Linked DNA regions of Homo sapiens: region 1 is linked to region 2. Evidence: read pairs that join two places in POLR2A ChIA-PET (ENCODE). Cell type or tissue: K562. All regions are shown on one strand. Each heading gives the region's core, and the rest is flanking DNA. Links, peaks and the distances in the headings are about the cores only.

Region 1 (8,642 bases), core at 343-8,342, 510 kb after region 2:
CTCAGTAGGTACTTAGCCATGCCACATGACTGGGAGACTGTAGTCCTTTCCTTTGCTGTGGGGAACAAGGCCTTATCCCTGAAGGATTAAGATACAATACTCTCCCCAGTGCTGTCGCTAAGGGGATGCCTTCAGTGCACACTCAGGACGCTGAGTGTACCCTACTCAGGGATGATCTCAACACTGTTGTCTCTTATATTCCCTCAAGCAGAGATCTTGCACATTAGCATACATGTGTGCACGCACGTCAACAAGACTCCTGGGTTACATCAACCAATTGCACTGGACCTGTACAAACCCTCATTGCTGTTACTACTCATGAGGAACACACTCACTGCTATTAATACAATTGCAGTGGGCTTGTACAAACTTTCCATGACTTTCCATGCCCTCTTTTCCACAACTTAGTCAGATTCAGTCACACTTATGCATTTGTAAATTCTTCAGCTCTTAAGGAAACATAATAAGTGACCCTTATAAATCTTTCTCTGTGTAACTTTTTTTTTTTTTGAGACAGAGTCTCGCTCCGTCGCCCAGGCTGGAGTGCAGTGGCGTGATGTCGGCTCACTGCAACCTCCACCTCCCCGGTTCACACCATTCTCCTGCCTCAGCCTCCCAGGTAGCTGGGACTACAGGTGCCCGCCACCACGCCCGGCTGATTTTTTTTTGTATTTTTTAATAGAGACGGGGTTTTACCGTGTTAGCCAGGATGGTCTTGATCTCCTGACCTCGTGATCCGTCCGCCTCGGCCTCCCAAAGTGCTGGGATTACAGGCATGAGCCACCGCGCCTGACCTTCTCTGTGTAACTATTTAAGCTGCCCAGTGGCACAATGACAGGGAGGCAAGAATTGGAAATGAGGAATTTGCTATGTTCTGAATGTTTATGCCCTCTCAGATTCAGATGTTGAAATCCTCACTGCCAAGGTTATAGTGTAAGGAGGTGGGGCCTTTTGGAGGTGACTAGGTCATGGTGGCAGAGCCCTCATGAATGAGACTAGTGCCTTTACAAAAGAGGCCCAAGGGAAAGCCCTTCCACCTTGTGAGATTAGAGAGATGATGGCTGTCTATGAAGAAATAGGCCCTCACTAGATATCGAATCTGCCTGCACCTTGATCTTGGACTTCCCAGCCTCCAGAACCATGAGAAATAAATTTCCGTTGTTTAGAAACCACCCAGTCTATGATATTTTGTTATAGTCACCTAAACAGACTAAGACAGGATTCATAGAATTAAGGATAGAAGGTAGATTCTTTCATTCATATAACAAATTTTTGTCAAGTTTCCACTCTGTGCCTCAGACTCTATAGTGAGTCATATAGTCCTATCCTCTTATGAAGGGGGCCTGCCCCTCCACACCTGTGGGTATTTCTCATCAGGTGGGACGAGAGACTGAGAAAAGAAATAAGACACAGAGACAAAGTATAGAGAAAGAACAGTGGGCCCAGGAGACCGGTGCTCAGTATACAGAGGACCCGCACTGGTGCCAGTCTCTGAGTTCCCTCAGTATTTATTGATTATTATTTTTACTATTTTAGTGAGGGGAGTGTAGCAGGGCAACAGGTGGGGAGAAGGTCAGCAGGGAAACATGTGAGCAAAGGAATTAGTATCATGAGTAAGTTCAAGGAAAGGTACTGTGCCTGGATGTGCACGTAGGCTAGATTTATGTTTTTCTTTACCCAAACATCTCAGTGTAGCAAAGAGTAACAGAGCAGTATTGTTGTCAGTATATCTCCCCTCTAGCCACAGGGCGGTTTTCTCCTATTTTCTCCTATCTTAGAATAAAATGAATGGGAATGGTCGGCTGTACACTGAGACATTCCATTCCCAGGGAGGAGCAGGAGACAGATGCCTTCCTCTTATCTCAACTGCAAAGAGGCCTCCCTCTTTCACTACTCCCCCTCAGCACAGACCCTTTATGGGTGTCGGGTTGGGGGATGGTAAGGTCTTTCCTTTCCCACGAGGCCATATCTCAGGCTGTCTCAGTGGGGGGAAACCTTGGACAATACCCAGGCTTTCTTGGGCAGAGGTCCCTGCGGACATTGTGTCCAGTGCATTGTGTCCCTGGTTAATCGAGAATGGAGAATGGCGATGACTTTTACCAGGCATACTGCCTGCAAACATGTTAACAAGGCACATCCTGCACAGCCCTAAATCCATTAAACTTTGATTCAATACAGCACATGTTTCTGTGAGCACAGGGTTGGGACTAAAGTTACAGGTTAACAGCATCTCAAAGCAGAAACAATTTTTCTTAGTACAGATCAAAATGGAGTTTTTTATGTCTTCCTTTTCTACATAGACACAGTAACAACCTGATCTCTCTTTCTTTTTTTTTTATTTTTTTTTTAGACGAAGTCTCGCTCTGTTGCCCAGGCTGGAGTGCAGTGGCTCACTCAGCTCACTGCAAGCTCTGCCTCTTGGGTTCACACCATTCTCCTGCCTCAGCCTCCCGAGTAGCTGGGACTACAGGTGTCTGCCACCACGCCCGCCTAATTTTTTTGTATTTTTAGTAGAGACGGGGTTTCACCATGTTAGCCAGGATGGTCTTGATCTCCTGACCTCATGATCCGCCTGCCTCAGCCTCCCAAAGTGCTGGGATTACGGGCGTGAGCCACCGCGCCCAGCCTGATCTCTCTTTCTTTTCCCTACGCTCTTATTTTTATTTTATTTTATTTATTTATTTATTTATTTATTTATTTATTTATTTTTTAGAGACAGAGTCTTGCTCCGTTGCCCAGGCCGGAGTGCAATGGCACAATCTCAGCTCACTGCAACCTCCGCCTCCCGGTTCAAGCGATTCTTCTGCTTCAGCCTCCCAAGTAGCTGGGATTATAGGCATGCACCACCAAGCCTGGCTAATTTTTGTATTTTTAGTAGAGACGGGTTTCACCATGTTGGCCATGCTGGTCTCAAACTCCTGGCCTCAAGTGATGCACCCACCTCAGCTTCCCAAAGTGCTGGGCTTATAGGCGTGAGTGCCGGGCCCTTAAAACTGAGAAAGCTGAGACCTAGGTGGACCTAGGGTCAGGCAGCCATTTAAATGACAGGTTCATCCAAGTGATCTGACTCGTGTGTCTGGATCCTTCTTTTTATCCACCATGCTGAAGAGAAACTCATCTTAAGTCCTAAATACAGATGATGAATTTAAAAGGAGAACTGTCATCAGAGATATCACACATCAAATAACAGTCTTCATCATTGCAGAGTGGAAAGACAGTTGAGAAACCCAGTTACACAGCTACTCATTGCTGTCAGCATTATTGTCCTGTTTTTTTGTTTTGTTTTGTTTCGTTTTTTTTTTGAGACAGAGTCTTACTCTGTCACCCAGCCTGCAGTGCAGTGGCACAATCTTTGCTCACTGCAACCTCTGCCTCCTGGATTCAAGTGATGCTTCTACCTCAGCCTCCCAAGTAGTTGGGATTACAGGCATGCGCCACCACACCCAGCTAATTTTTGTATTTTTAGTAGAGACGAGCTATCACCATGTTGGTCAGGCTGGTCTCGAACTCCTGACCTCAGGTGATCCACCTGCCTTGGCCTCCCAAAGTGCTGGGATTATAGGCGTGAGCCACAGGGCCCGGCCTAGCATTATTGTCCTGTATTAATAGCAGGGAGTGTGTTTCTCTAATGAGTAATAACAGCAACAAGGTCTGTACAGATCCAAAAACGTTTACCTGTAATTGCAAAATCCCAACACCCTGAAAAGTATAAGGTTTTGTTCCCCCTTTGGCAACTCATTTGGCAGCAAAATCTGAACTTACCTGAAGACATTTGGCAACAAAACCCGTCCCGAATTGATGTGAATCAATTCATAGTCTGTATTCATCCTGCCTATTATGAAGATCCATGCCTTTTTGCTATAGAAGCATTAATATTTTCATTATAGGGTTCTCCCAGACCCCTTATATGTGGTTTAACATAATATATGGATGATACTATTTTTCTAACGTTCACAAAGTTCTGAATTCTAAAAAACATCTGACCCCAAGAATCCTAATACAACTAAACATTATGGACCTGTATTACATTTAGAATATACATATCCCTCCAGAATTGAGGTAAGGAATACTGGTCTTTAACTTTCTCCCTATTATACCCAAATAAGATTTACTCCACTGAGACTTTACCAATCCAAGACTCAGTCCAACTGTATGGTTCTACCAGGAGAACTGTTTTGCCGGGGGTTGGTCTGTTTGTCTTAAACTAACCCCTAGGATTCACTTTTCCTGAGTTAGGCTGGGGATTTGACCTGGTGAGATCTCCTGCCTACCCATTGTGCAGTGAATAGTGTTTACATTAGGCTTATGGCTGCTCTGATGGTGAACTGAGCTTGTACCTACATTATGAAGTGTTCAGAGCAAGTGATCACTGTGGACTTTGGCCAGTCCATGGACATCCAGTCCCATGGATATTGGCCTCTGGTCATGAGCTGTCCCACTACCCCTTGGATTTGTGAATATTGAACTGGACTGTTGATTCAGCCCCCTCGTTCTCAATCCTGTTCCTGGGTCTAACTTAATCTTCCCCAAACTCCTGCCACCTTTTTCTTTCTTCCTTTCTTTTCTTTTTTGGTATGATCACAGCTCACTGGAGCCTCAACCTCCCAGGTTCAAGCAATCCTCCCTCCCACCTCACCCTCCCAAGAGGCTGGGACCACAGGTGTGTACTATCACACCTGTGGGTGGCAAGCCACGCAGGTGCCAAGGCAAGAGACCGAGGGCACAAGCTGCTCCAGTATAATAAAGAAAATATATAGAATAAGAATAGTTATACTAGAAATAGATTATAGATGTGATTATATATGAATATCATTAATCATTAGTTTGTAGCATTACTCTTTATTCCAATATTATAATAATCTTTGTTCTACAATTATAACCTAGGAAAAACCAGGCCATACAGAGATAGGAGCTGAAGGGACACGGTGAGCAAGTGACCAGAAGACAAGAGTGTGAGCCCTCTGTTACGCCCGGACAGGGCCACTAGAGGGCTTCCTGGTCTAGCAGTAATGCCAGCACCTGGGAAGGCACCCATTACCTAGTGGACCTTGGTCTAGTGGTAGCATCAGTGCTCGGGAAGGCACCGGTTACTTAGCAGACCGAGAAAGGGAGTCTCCCTTTCCCCGGGGGAGTTAGAGAAGACTCTGCTCCACCACCTCTTGTGGAAGGCCTGACATCAGTCAGGCCCACCCGCAGCCTCCAGAGGCCTGACCATCTCCCTGTGATGCTGTGCTTCAGCGGTCACGCTCCTGGTCCGCTTTCATGTTCCACCCCGTACACCTGGCTCCGCCTTCTAGAGAGTGGTAGCAGAATTAGTAAAAGTACTAAAGTCTTTGAAATGCATAGAAGAAATAATGGCATAAACTGTCCTCTCTCTCCGCCTCGGCTGCCAAACAGGGAAGGGCCTCCTGTCTGGTGGACACGTGACTTGTGTAACCTTATCTATCACTGGAGATGGCTCACACTCCTTACCCTGCCCCCTTGTCTTGTATCCAATAAATAACAGCACAGCCAGGCATTCGGGGCCATTACTGGTCTCTGTGCCTTGGTGGTAGTGGTCCCCCGGACCCAGCTGTATTTTATTCTGTCTCTTTGTCTTGTGTCTTTATTTCTACGATCTCTCGTCTCCACACATGAGGAGAAAAAACCCACAGACCCAGTAGGGCTGGACCCGATAACACCCGGCTAATTTTTTAAAAATTTTTTGTAGAGATGAGGTCTCTCTATGTTGCCAGGCTGGTCTCAAATTCCTAAGATCAAGGAATCCTCCTCCTGTGGCTTCCTCCAGTGCTGGGATTATAGGCGTGAGCCACCATGCCTGGCCTCTTTTTCTAGCTCAGATTTTCCGGCCACTCTCACTTCTTTGTAGAAATTCCCATTACAGTTTTTGGCCCATGAGTATATTATTTATGGTAAGGAAAACCCAAAGACACAAAATAACTACACGTACCGCCTCCTAATTTATAACATGCCTCTTGTAACTTGCCTTAATCGAGCTCATTTGTTTTTGTTTTTGAGATAGAGTCTCACTGTGTTGCCCAGGCTGGGTAACAGTGCAGTGGTACAATCACAGCTCACTGTAGCCTCAACTTCCTGGGGTCAGGTGATTCTCCCACCTCAGCCACCCGAGTAGCTGGGAACACAGTCTTGTGCCGCCACTCCCTGCTAAGAGCCTTTTGTTAATCAGAGCTTCCCACCACATTCCACCACATCTCCATCCTTTACTTTCCTTGTTTTTTAAAGTTGAATTTCTTTCTTTCTTTTTCTTTCTTTCTCTCTCTCTTTCTTTCTCTTTTTTTTTTTTGTTTTTTGTTTTTTGTTTTTTGAGACAGTTTCCCTCTTTCACCCAGGCTGGAGTGAAGTGGTACGATCTCAGCTCACTGCAACTTCCTCCCCCTGGGTTCAGGCGATTCTCCTGCCTCAGCCTCCTGAGTAGGTGGATTTATAGGCATCTACTCAGGAGGCCACCACCTGGTTAATTTTTGTATTTTTAGTAGAAACGGGGTTTCACCATGTTGGCCAGGTCGAACTCCTGACCCCAAGTGATCCATTCGCTTCAGCCTCCCAAAGTGCTGGGATTATAGGCGTGAGCCACCAGCCCAGCCGGGTTGAATTTATTTCTAATTTGCCTTCCTAATTAATACCCATTAAAGCTAGATGCTGTTATTTGAAAAATGGTCTTTTTAGCAACAATCAGAAGCTAAAAATTAAAAACAATATTGCTTTTGGAAGAGATCAATGATACAGAATAAAAATTTTAAATATATATTTAATTTTATGTAACTAAAATATTATCTAGTTTACAAATATTTCATATTTCTATTCCAAATGTTACTGTATTGAATCTTTATGAATTCTAGACAGCATGATATAATAATAAGTTTCAAAACATTATGATAACTATTCATGATGTAATTTTTCCTCTGCCTCCACAATCCAAGTTTACCAGTCCTAGCTCTTGTCTCATTAGGACCCAGTCCTGTACTAAAACAAATCTGAAGTCTGATAAATTAATGAGAAATATTATTGGCACATTAGCCTTTTAATAAAGGTCATCAATATCTTTTCCTGAAGAAATAGTTGGGCTGGGTGCGGTGGCTCACACCTGTAACCCCAGCACTTTGGGAAGCCAAGGCAGGCAGATCACTTGAGGTCAGGAGTTTGAGATCAGCTTGGCCAACATGGTGAAACCTTGTCTCTACAAAAAATACAAAAATTAGCTGGGCGTGGTGGCAAGCACCTGTAGTCCCAGCTACTCAGGAGGCTGAGGCAGGAGAATTGCTTGAATCCGGGAGGCAGAGGTTGCAGTAAGCCAAGATCGCACCACTGCACTCCATCCTGGGCAACAGAGTGAGATTCCATCTTAAAAAAAAAAAGAGAGAAAGAAAGAAAAGAAATAGTTAAGTGCTCCATCGGTTAGTAGATATTGATGGAGCAAACATGATGTTCTTATTCCAATCCATCATGATTCTTACAATCTAGACGGAGTTGGCAAACTTTTTCTGTAAAAGGCCAGATAATAAATATTTTATGCTTTGTGGAACACATAGGGTCTCCGTTGGATATTCTTTTTTTTTTTTTAATAGAATCATTTAAAAATGTAAAAACCATTCTTATCTCCAGACTGGATAAATGCCATATGAAATGTGAGAAGGGCAAATAAGTACTGTAGTCACTCATTTGGGCTTTGATGACCATTAACAAATGATAAGTAAATAAATGTTTGTATAGCAAGCTAAGCACTGCGATCAGTGGGAAAGGACAAGCATCATATGGGGACCAGGAAGTAGCCAAGCTTGGATGGAATTTATTACTTCCTGTGAGAAAATATAAAGCTGGAAATCATGGTGGAGAGCCCCTGTCATTGAGGAGTTAATATCTTAGAAGGGGGATGCCATATATATATATATATACATACTATATATATATATTATATATATTATAAAATATATATAGTATATATATACTATATATAATATATGATATATATAATATATATAGTATATATATAGTGTATATATAATATATGATATATATAATACTATATATAGTATTATATATATAGTGTATATATAATATATGATATATATAATACTATATATATAGTATTATATATATAGTGTATATATATATACACACATACACACAAATGAACAAATATGGCTGAGTGGTGGCTCACTTTGGGAGGCTTAGGTGGGAGGATCACTTGAGCCCAGGAGTTCAAGACCAACCTGGGTAATAGAGTGAGCCTTCATCCCTACAAAAAAAAATTTTTTTTTAAATTAGCCAGGTGTGTTTGCACATGCCTGTAGTGCCAGCTACTCAGGAGGATGAGGTGGGAGGATGGCTTGAGCCTGGGAGGTTGAGACTGCAGTGGCCCAAGATTGTGCCACTGCACTCCAGCCTGGGTGACAGTGAGACTCTGTCTCAAAACAAACAATGACAACAGAAAAAAACTATATGAGCTTGAGTTAGAAAATATAGGCCAGGTGCAGTGGCAGTGGCTGGCGGATCACTTGAGGACAAGAGTTCGAGACCAGCCTGGCCAACATGGTGAAATCCCGTCTTTACTAAAAATACAAAAATTAGCCAGGTGTGGTGGTGGGCACCTGTAATCCCAGCTACTCTGGAGGCTGAGGCAC
Region 2 (8,642 bases), core at 424-8,423:
ATATCAGGCAGTTTTAAGAAAACTTTCCAGAAGCTGCCACATAGCACATTTACATTCCTTTGGCCAGAACTTAGTCATTCCCTAACTGTAAGAGAGCCTGGGAAGTGTAACCTTTATTTGGGGGCCATCTTTGCAGCCCAAAATCTTGGGCTCTCTCACAATGGAAATAGAAGAGAATGTATATTGGGGCATAGCCGGCCATCCTTGCCATGGGGTTTTGTCTTGCTTGAGACAGGGTCTTGCTCTGTCAAGAGCAAGTACAGTGGAGTGAGGTGATATGATCATGGCTCACTGTACCCTTGACCATCCAGGCTCAAGCAGTCCTCCCGCCTCAGCCTCCCTAGTAGCTGGGACCACAGGCATGCACCACCAAGCCTACCTAAATTTTGTATTTTTTTGTAGAGGTGGAGTCTCACTATGTTGCTGCCTAGAATGGTCTTAAACTCCTGGGCTCAAGCGATCTCCCACCTTAGCCTCCCATGGTGCTGGGATTACAGGTCTGAGCCACCGTACCCAGCCGCCACAGGGGTTTTGCCTGGGTCTGGCTTGTAAGGGTGATGTCAGAGCATGATGCTGGGCCTACCTTCCAAAGAGGCTGCACTTCTTTTTTCAGGAATGGACAATCAGACCGTTCTGGCTGTCCAGTCATTATTGGATGGCCAAGGAGCAGTCCCTGATCCGACAGGCCAGAGTGTCAATGCGCCCCCTGCTATCCAGCCATTGGGTGAGTATCTGCTCAGGTTCACCGGTGGGAGAGTGAATGGCTCCCCGCGAAGAGTAGGTGGAGCTTGTGCTGGGCTGTGGGAGTGAAATGCTTGCTGTGGTCCCCAGGACATGCTCTGGTGTCTGAACCCTCTCCCCCGCCTCCCAGCCGGGATCTTTGGGCTCACGGCTTTCTCTGCTTAGCTCTGAGGACACTGCTCTCAATTGCTTAGTAAATGTGGGGAGATGGGATCAAGATGCAGGGAATGGCTAAGGGCCCCAATGCCTGACAACAATGCCTGTGCCTTTGCCCTGGAAGTGATTATTCAGCCTCCCTTCTGTGGAAAGAATAGGCTGAGCATGAATTGCTCCTGTTTACTGGGCCAGGCCTGTAAGGGTCTTCTTTTTTTTTTTTTTCTTTTTTTTCTTTTTGAGACAGAGTGTTACTCTGTCCTCCAGGCTGGAGTGCAGGGCACGATCTTGGCTCACTGCAACCTCCACCTCCTAGGTTCAAGCAATTCTCATACCTCAGCCTCCTGCGTAGCTGGGATTACAGGCGTGCGCCACCACGCCTGGCTAATTTTTTGTATTTTTAATAGAGATGGGGTTTCACCATGTTGGCCAGGCTGGTCTCAAACGCCTGACCTAAGGTGATCTGCTCACCTCAGCCTCCTAAAGTGCTGGGATTACCTGCATGAGCCACTGCACCTGGCCTGTAAGGGCCTTCTTTTGGAAGTTTCTATGTGAGACTGTGTTCATTTATTCATTCCACAAACATTTTTGTGTACTTGGGAATCACACTAGGGGCAGGGAGATAAATGGCTGGGTTTGAATTATTGTTCTTATAGTTCTTAGCTCTGTGACCGTGGGCAAGTGAGTGAATTTCTCTGTGGTTCAGTTCCTACACCTGTAAAATAGGGACAATTGTTCTGCCTCATAGGAATCTTATGAGAGTACTTGGGATTTGGTTCTAGCTGTTGAAGTTTACCATGGTTTCTACAAGATTAAAGTTTGTTTCTGTGTTACGCGAAGTCCTGATGGGCATTTGGGCATTTGGGGTGGGCATGGTGAGACTCAGACTCCTTCTTTCCTGTGGCTCTACTGCCCTCGAGCTGCAGCCCGGGATGGCTGCTCTAGCTCCCACTTTGATTGGCACATTCCAGCCAACATGAAGGGAAGAAAGAGGGAAGTGGAATTCATACCCTTTCGTTTTGTTTTGTTTTTGAGATGGAGTCTTGCTCTGTCGCCCAGGCTGGAGTGCAGTGGCGCGATCTCGGCTCACTGCAACCTCCGCCTCCCGGGTTCAAGCAATCCTCCTGCCTCAGCCTCCTGAGTAGCTGGGATTACAGGTGCCCGCCACCATGCCCAGCTAATTTTTGTATTTTTAGTAGAGATGGGGTTTCACCACGTTGGTCAGGCTGGTCTCAAACCCCCTGACCTCATGATCACCCGCCTCGGCCTCCCAAAGTGCTGGGATTGCAGGCGTGAGCCACACCGCCCGGCCAAGTCGAGACAGGATTTCATCATGTTGGCCTGGCTGGTCTCGAACTCCTGACCTCAGGTGATCCACCCACTTCAGCTTCCCAAAGTGCAGAGATTACAGGCGTGAACCACCATGCCTGGCCAAAAAACTTCTCTTTAATTAAAAAAAAAAAATAGAGATAGGGTCTCTCTGTGCTGCCCAGGCTGGTCTTGAACTCCTGAGCTCAAGCAATCCTCCCACCTCAGCCTGCCAATGTACTGGGATTGCAGGCATGAGCCACAGTGCCCTGTCCATGCCCTTTCCTTTTCCTTTTATGAGGAAGTTGCAGATACGGTACAGTTCTATTGTTGTCCCATTGGTGAGAATTCTGTCACATGACATTCCTAGCTGCAGAGAAGCCTGGGAAATATATTATTTAACTATGAAGCCATGTTTCCCACTGAAATTTGTATTATTGTATAAGAAGGATACGAGTTGAGAGTGGTGTGCACTATGATCATGCCTGTGAATAGCCACTGTGCTGCAGCCTGGGCAACACAACAGGACCCTGTCTCTCTCTTTTTTTTTTTTTTTTTGAGACGGAGTTTTGCTCATGTTGCCCAGGCTGGAGTGCAATGGCATGATCTTGGCTTACTGCTACCTCTGTCTCCTGGGTTCAAGTGATTCTCCTGCTTCAGCCTCCTGAGTAGCTGGGACTACAGGCACCTGCCACCACACCCGGCTAATTTTTGTATTTTTGGTAGAGACGGGGTTTCGCCATGTTGGCCAGGCTGGTCTCGAACTCGTGACCCTCAGGTGATCCGCCTGCCTCAGCCTCACAAACTGCTGGGATTACAGGCGTGAGCCACCGCACCCTGCCCAATTTTTTTTTTTTTTTTTTTTTTTGAGACAGAGTCTTGCTCTGTTGCCCAGGCTGGAGTGCAGTGGTGTGATCTCGCTCACTGCAACCTCCACCTCCTGGGTTTAAGCAATTCTCCTGCCTCAGCCTCCTGAGTAGCTGAGATTACAGGCATGCACCATCATGCCCAGCTAATTTTGTATTTTTAGGAGAGCTGGGGTTTCACCATGTTGGCCAGGCTGGTCATGAATTCCTGACCTCAAGTGATCCACCCACCTTGGCCTCCCAAAGTGCTAGGATTACAGGTGTGAGTGAGCCACCTCGCCTGGCAACCCGTCTCTTAAAAAAATAAATAAATAAAAAAGGATACAATTAGAATTGAATAACAATTAGACATTTCTGCTACCACATGTTGGGTGCTTGACACAGTGAGCGCATAGCTGTGGTAGGCCCTCAGCAATGGATGGTGTTAACTGTAGTTAATCATTCATTTAGTTTTTCATTCATTCAACAAACGTCCATTGAGAACCTCCTCTGTGTCCAGGAGATATTGTAGTTATGGTGATAAATAAGACACATGTCCTTCCCTTAGGGGACTCACAGTCTGGTGTTGATAAGAAAACTGTTATATGATAGGTGTGCCAGAGGAAGGAACTATAGCCGCTGGCTTTAGAAAAACTTCCTGGAGAGGTCGGTGCAGTGGCTCACGCCTGTAATCCCAGCACTTTGGGAGGCTGAGGTGAGTGGATCCCTTGAGGTCAGGAAGTTCGAGACCAGCCTGGTCAACGTGGTGAAACCCCGTCTCTACTAAAAATACAAAAATTAGCCGGGCGTGGTGGCGCATGCCTGTAATCCCAGCTACTGGGGTGGCTGAGGCAGGAGAATCGCATGAATATGGGAGGCAGAGGTTGCAGAGAGCTGAGATTGTGCCACTGCACCCCAGCCTGGGCAGCAAGAGTGAAACTCTCTCTCAGAAAGAAAAAAAAAAAAAGAAAAGAAAAGGAAAGAAAAAGAAAAAAAGACTTCTTGGAAGAGGTGACAGTCAAGCTGAGGCTTGCAGAACAAGTTGTCCTCAGAGAGGCAGCCTGGCAGGGCGAACGGTGGATGCAAAGGCATGGGAGGAGTATGATCAGGTGGCTCATTTGGGGACTGATGAATAAATTCAGACAGGATAAAGGTTCTGGAGTTCTCAACTTTGTAGTGAACATACTTTACTGTTTTTTGATTTCTAATTAATTGGTACCTGGCCACATATGGCTATCCCTGCAGGAAACTGTGTGGTTTTTTTTCTTTTTTTTGAGATGGAGTCTCGCTCTGTTGCCCAGGCTGGAGTGCAGTGGCACGATCTGGGCTCACTGCAACCTCTGCCTCCTGGGTTCAAGCAATTCTCCTGCCTCAGCCTCCCGAGTAGCTGGGACTATAGGCGCGCACCACCATGCCCAGCTAATTTTTGTATTTTTAGTGGAGATGGGGTTTCGCCATGTTGTCCAGGCTGATCTTGAACTCCTGACCTCAGGTGATCCACCCTCCAAGGCCTCGCAAAGTGCTGGGATTACAGGCATGAGCCACTGTGCCTGGCCACCTGTGTGGCTTCGAAAACTCCCAGGAAGCACATAGTTGATGGCTGACACCTGCATGTCAAGTCGCAGCATGCCCCCCAGATTGCTGCTTGTGGTCAGCTGCAGTTCTCCTGTCTCATACTGTGATGCCCCTTGACATAGTCTTGCTTTTTTTTCATTACTTTACCTTCATCTGTGGCCTCTTCCCACTACTCTGCGGGTATGACCCCAGATGACGAGGATGTATTTCTCTGCGGGAAGTGTAAGAAGCAATTCAACTCGCTGCCAGCGTTTATGACCCACAAGCGGGAACAGTGCCAGGGGAATGCCCCCGCCCTGGCCACAGTCTCACTGGCCACCAACAGCATCTACCCACCTTCGGCAGCACCCACAGCGGTCCAGCAGGCCCCAACTCCTGCCAATCGCCAGGTATTTGTTCATTTATTCATTCAACATGTCTTTTTTGAGGGCCTAACATGCTCAGGCACTGTGCTGGGCACTGGGGCTATAGCAATGGATAAGACAGACCAAGTCCCTGCCCTTGTGGAGTGGGGCGAGATGGATGGTGCACATGTACTGTTTTCAGCATGTTAAATGCGGAGAGATAGGGGATGCCAGACGGGGATGGGAGGTTTTGCCATATTGTCTATCGTGCTTGGGGAAGAGCTCTGTGAAGAGGTGACCAGGAAGAATACTATATAGCAGGTAAAAGGTTTTGTATGAAAAATCAAATTGTAGAATAATAAGTAGATAATATATTATTATTTTTAAAATCTGAAACAATAGTACTATATAATTTCCGCAGTTACTTAAATAAGTAGGAAGAACATACCAGATAGACCTAAGGAGGTGTGGGAATGAGTTATGCGGCTGGTTTGGGGAAGGAAGCAGGAGCCAGGTGCAGGGATCAGCAGATGCAGAGGCCTTGAGGCAGGAGTGTGCTGGGTTTGTTCCAGAACTATAAGGAGGTGAGAGTGGCTGGGACTGAGTAAGTAGGAAGGTGGGAGGTGCTAGGAGAGGCAGCAGGAGGGTCTTGGCAGATCGTGTAGGGTCTGGGCCTTTTTTTTTTTTTTTTTTTGAGACGGAGTCTTGCTCTGTTGCCCAGGCTGGAGTGCAGTGGCGCCATCTCGGCTCACCGCAAGCTCCGCCTCCTGGGTTCACGCCATTCTCCTGCCTCAGCCTCCCAAGTAGCTGGGACTACAGGTGCCCGCCACCACACCAGGCTGATTTTTGTATTTTTAGTAGAGACGGGGTTTCACCATGTTAGCCAGGATGGTCTCAATCTCCTGACCTCGTGATCTGCCCGCCTCGGCCTCCCAAAGTGCTGGGATTACAGGCGTGAGCCACCGCGCCCGGCCTTTTTTTTTTTTTTTTTTTTTTGAGACGGAGTTTCACTCTTGTTGCCCAGGATGGAGTGCAGTGGCAGGATCTCGGCTCACTGCAACCTCCGCCTCCTGGGTTCAAGTGATTCTCCTGCCTCAGCCTCCAGAGTAGCTGGGACTACAGGCGCGCACCACCACGCCCAGCTGATTTTTGTATTTTTAGTAGAGATGGGGTTTCACCATGTTGGCCAAGATATTCTCGATCTCCTGACCTTGTGATCTCCCCGCCTCGGCCGCCCAAAGTGCCAGGATAACAAGTGTGAGCCACCACACCCAGCCGCTGGGGCTTTTACTGAGAATGACATGGGAGCCATTGGAGGCTGTCAAGCAGAGGAGGGACATAGTGACTTTTATCAGGTCACTCTGGCTGCTGGACAGAGAATAGGTTTTGAGGGAGGGTGAGAGAGAAAGCCAGGAGACCCGTTGAGGGACTGTAGTGCAAATCCAGGCAGTGGATGCGGGTAGCTTGACCAGCATGTTGGCAGTGGAGGTGGTGAGAAAGTGTGAGATTTTAGAAATACTTTGAAGGTGTTGCTGATAGAACTTGTGAATTGATTGGGTGAGGAGTGTGAGATCAAGAAGGGTCACAGAGGACTCCTGATTTAGAGTTGCCACTAGCTGAAGGGAGGAGGCTGTGAGGAGAAGGTTTTGGGGGGATGTCAGGAGTTCAGCTGGGCACGTTGAAGTTGAGATGCCTGCCAACCTTTAAACGGAGGCAGTGACAAAGTAGACAATGTAGATTTCCAAGTCCGGAGGCCAGAGCAGAGGACAAGGCTGGAGGCATCTGGGGAAGCTTCCAGAGTCCTCAGCCGAAAACACGGTTCTGGAGCAAAGACACCCTGGATAGGGGGCTCATAGAAAGACTAAAGGATCCCTCATAAAGGAGGCTGGGCATATCTCAGGATGCCAGGTCAAGGGGTCAGATTTTCAACTGGCTTCCTTTTCTTTCCTTATCCCTTTAGAACATTATCTTCATTCATTGTATAGGTGTCATTTCTGCCATCACTATGAAAGCATTCACCCCAGACCCATAGGACATATAGACTGAAACAGGCATCTTCTGGCATAAAACAGTCATTTTGGCCGGGCGCGGTGGCTCACGCCTGTAATCCCAGCACTTTGGGAGGCCGAGGCGGGCGGATCACGAGGTCAGGAGATCGAGACCATCCCGGCTAAAACGGTGAAACCCCGTCTCTACTAAAAATACAAAAAATTAGCCGGGCGTAGTGGCGGGCGCCTGTAGTCCCAGCTACTTGGGAGGCTGAGGCAGGAGAATGGCGTGGACCCGGGAGGCGGAGCTTGCAGTGAGCCGAGGTCCCGCCACTGCACTCCAGCCTGGGCGACAGAGCGAGACTCCGTCTCAAAAAAAAAAAAAAAAAAAAAAAAAAAACACAGTCATTTTTCTCACTGCTTGACTGTGAGTTTTGCTAGTAGAAAATATTCCCCTCACCATCTCTTACCTTTTTTTTTTTTTTTTTGAGACAAGGTCTTACTGTCGCTCAGGCTGGCCTTGGCTCACTGCAACCTCCATCTGCCAGGTTCAAGTGATTCTCCTGCCTCAGCCTCCTGAGTAGCTGGGACTACAGACACCCGCCACCATGCCCAGCTAATTTTTGTATTTTTATTGGAGATGGGGTTTCACTGTTGGCCAGGCTGGTCTCGAACTCCTGACCTCAAGTGATCCGCCTGTCTTGGCCTCCCAAAGTGCTGGAATTACAGGCATGAGCCACCGTGCCACACCAGATATTCTTCTTGACCTAAGATACTTGTGGACTTCATGTGGACATGTGTTCAGTGTTTCTCTAGCATAGATACAAGGAAGTATTTTTTTTTCTCTTGAGATGGAGTCTCACTCTGTCGCCAGGCTGGAGTGCAGTGGCACGATCTCAGCTCACTGCAACCTCCATCTCCCAGGTTCAAGCGGTTCTCCTGCCTCAGCCTCCTGAGTAGCTGGGACTACAGGCGCGCACTACCACGCCTAGCTACTTTTTGTATTTTTAGTAGAGATGGGGTTTCACCACGTTGGCCAGGATGGTCTCGATCTCTTGACCTCGTGATCTGCCCGCCTCAGCCTCCCAAAGTGCTGGGATTACAGGCGTGAGCCACCATGCCTGGCTGATACAAGGAAGTATTATTACTGAGTCATAGGGTATGTACTTTGCAGAGGGATGTGAGTTATTCTCCTCATTTGTTTTTTCTTTCATTCCGTTTTTGTTTGTTTGTTTTTAGAGACAGAGTCTCTAAAACCACACCAGCTGCGTGCAAAACCACACCGGCTAATTTTTGTATTTTTCTTGTAGAGACAGGGTTTCACCATGTTGCCCAGGCTGGTCTTGAACTCCTGGGTTCAAGTGATTCACCTGCCTCAGCCTCCCAAAATGCTGGGATTATAGTTGTGAGCCACCGTGCCCAGTCTTATCATCCTCATTCAGTAGATGATTAAATGGAGGCACAGAGAGGTAGAGTGACTTGCCCAGGGTCACACAGCAGGGAGCAGCAGAGGTAGAAATGGAATCCACGTCTGTGGGATTCCAGAACCTGGATCTTTTGTGCCATGCCCTCGGCTTACTTACAGAGCCTGACATGTCCACACATGCACACACGCACACATGAGCACACACACACTCTGTCTCTCTCCGTCTCACTCATTCTCTCTCTCCCACTGTCCAGATCTCCAC

Evidence for each region. ChIA-PET counts read pairs that join two places held together with the same protein. Peaks named below come from ENCODE experiments on the same cell type or tissue, not always from the same donor. Only the 100,000 strongest peaks of a DNase experiment are listed, where the experiment ranks them.
Region 1: POLR2A ChIA-PET joins it to region 2 with 5 read pairs; 2 of 35 experiments call an interaction of 5 or more read pairs at or near these places.

Annotation. Positions count from the first base shown.
Region 1 is chr20:34,250,779-34,259,420 of GRCh38, forward strand. The region is part of intron 1 of ASIP (agouti signaling protein); the gene reads left to right. It also overlaps a transcript of AHCY not described here. Among named protein-coding and RNA genes, the nearest start is that of ASIP, 14 kb to the left of the region's middle. RefSeq lists an enhancer at 5,111-5,290. In K562, for the core only: a CTCF peak has its summit at 4,982 (motif pointing right); a DNase peak (open chromatin) is centred at 5,011.
Region 2 is chr20:33,740,289-33,748,930 of GRCh38, forward strand. ZNF341 (zinc finger protein 341) reads left to right here. Exons shown (of 15, transcript NM_001282933.2): 2 at 614-724; 3 at 4,815-5,011; 4 at 8,635-8,642. Among named protein-coding and RNA genes, the nearest start is that of ZNF341, 13 kb to the left of the region's middle. In K562, for the core only: no CTCF peak of the experiment used is centred there; a DNase peak (open chromatin) is centred at 3,613.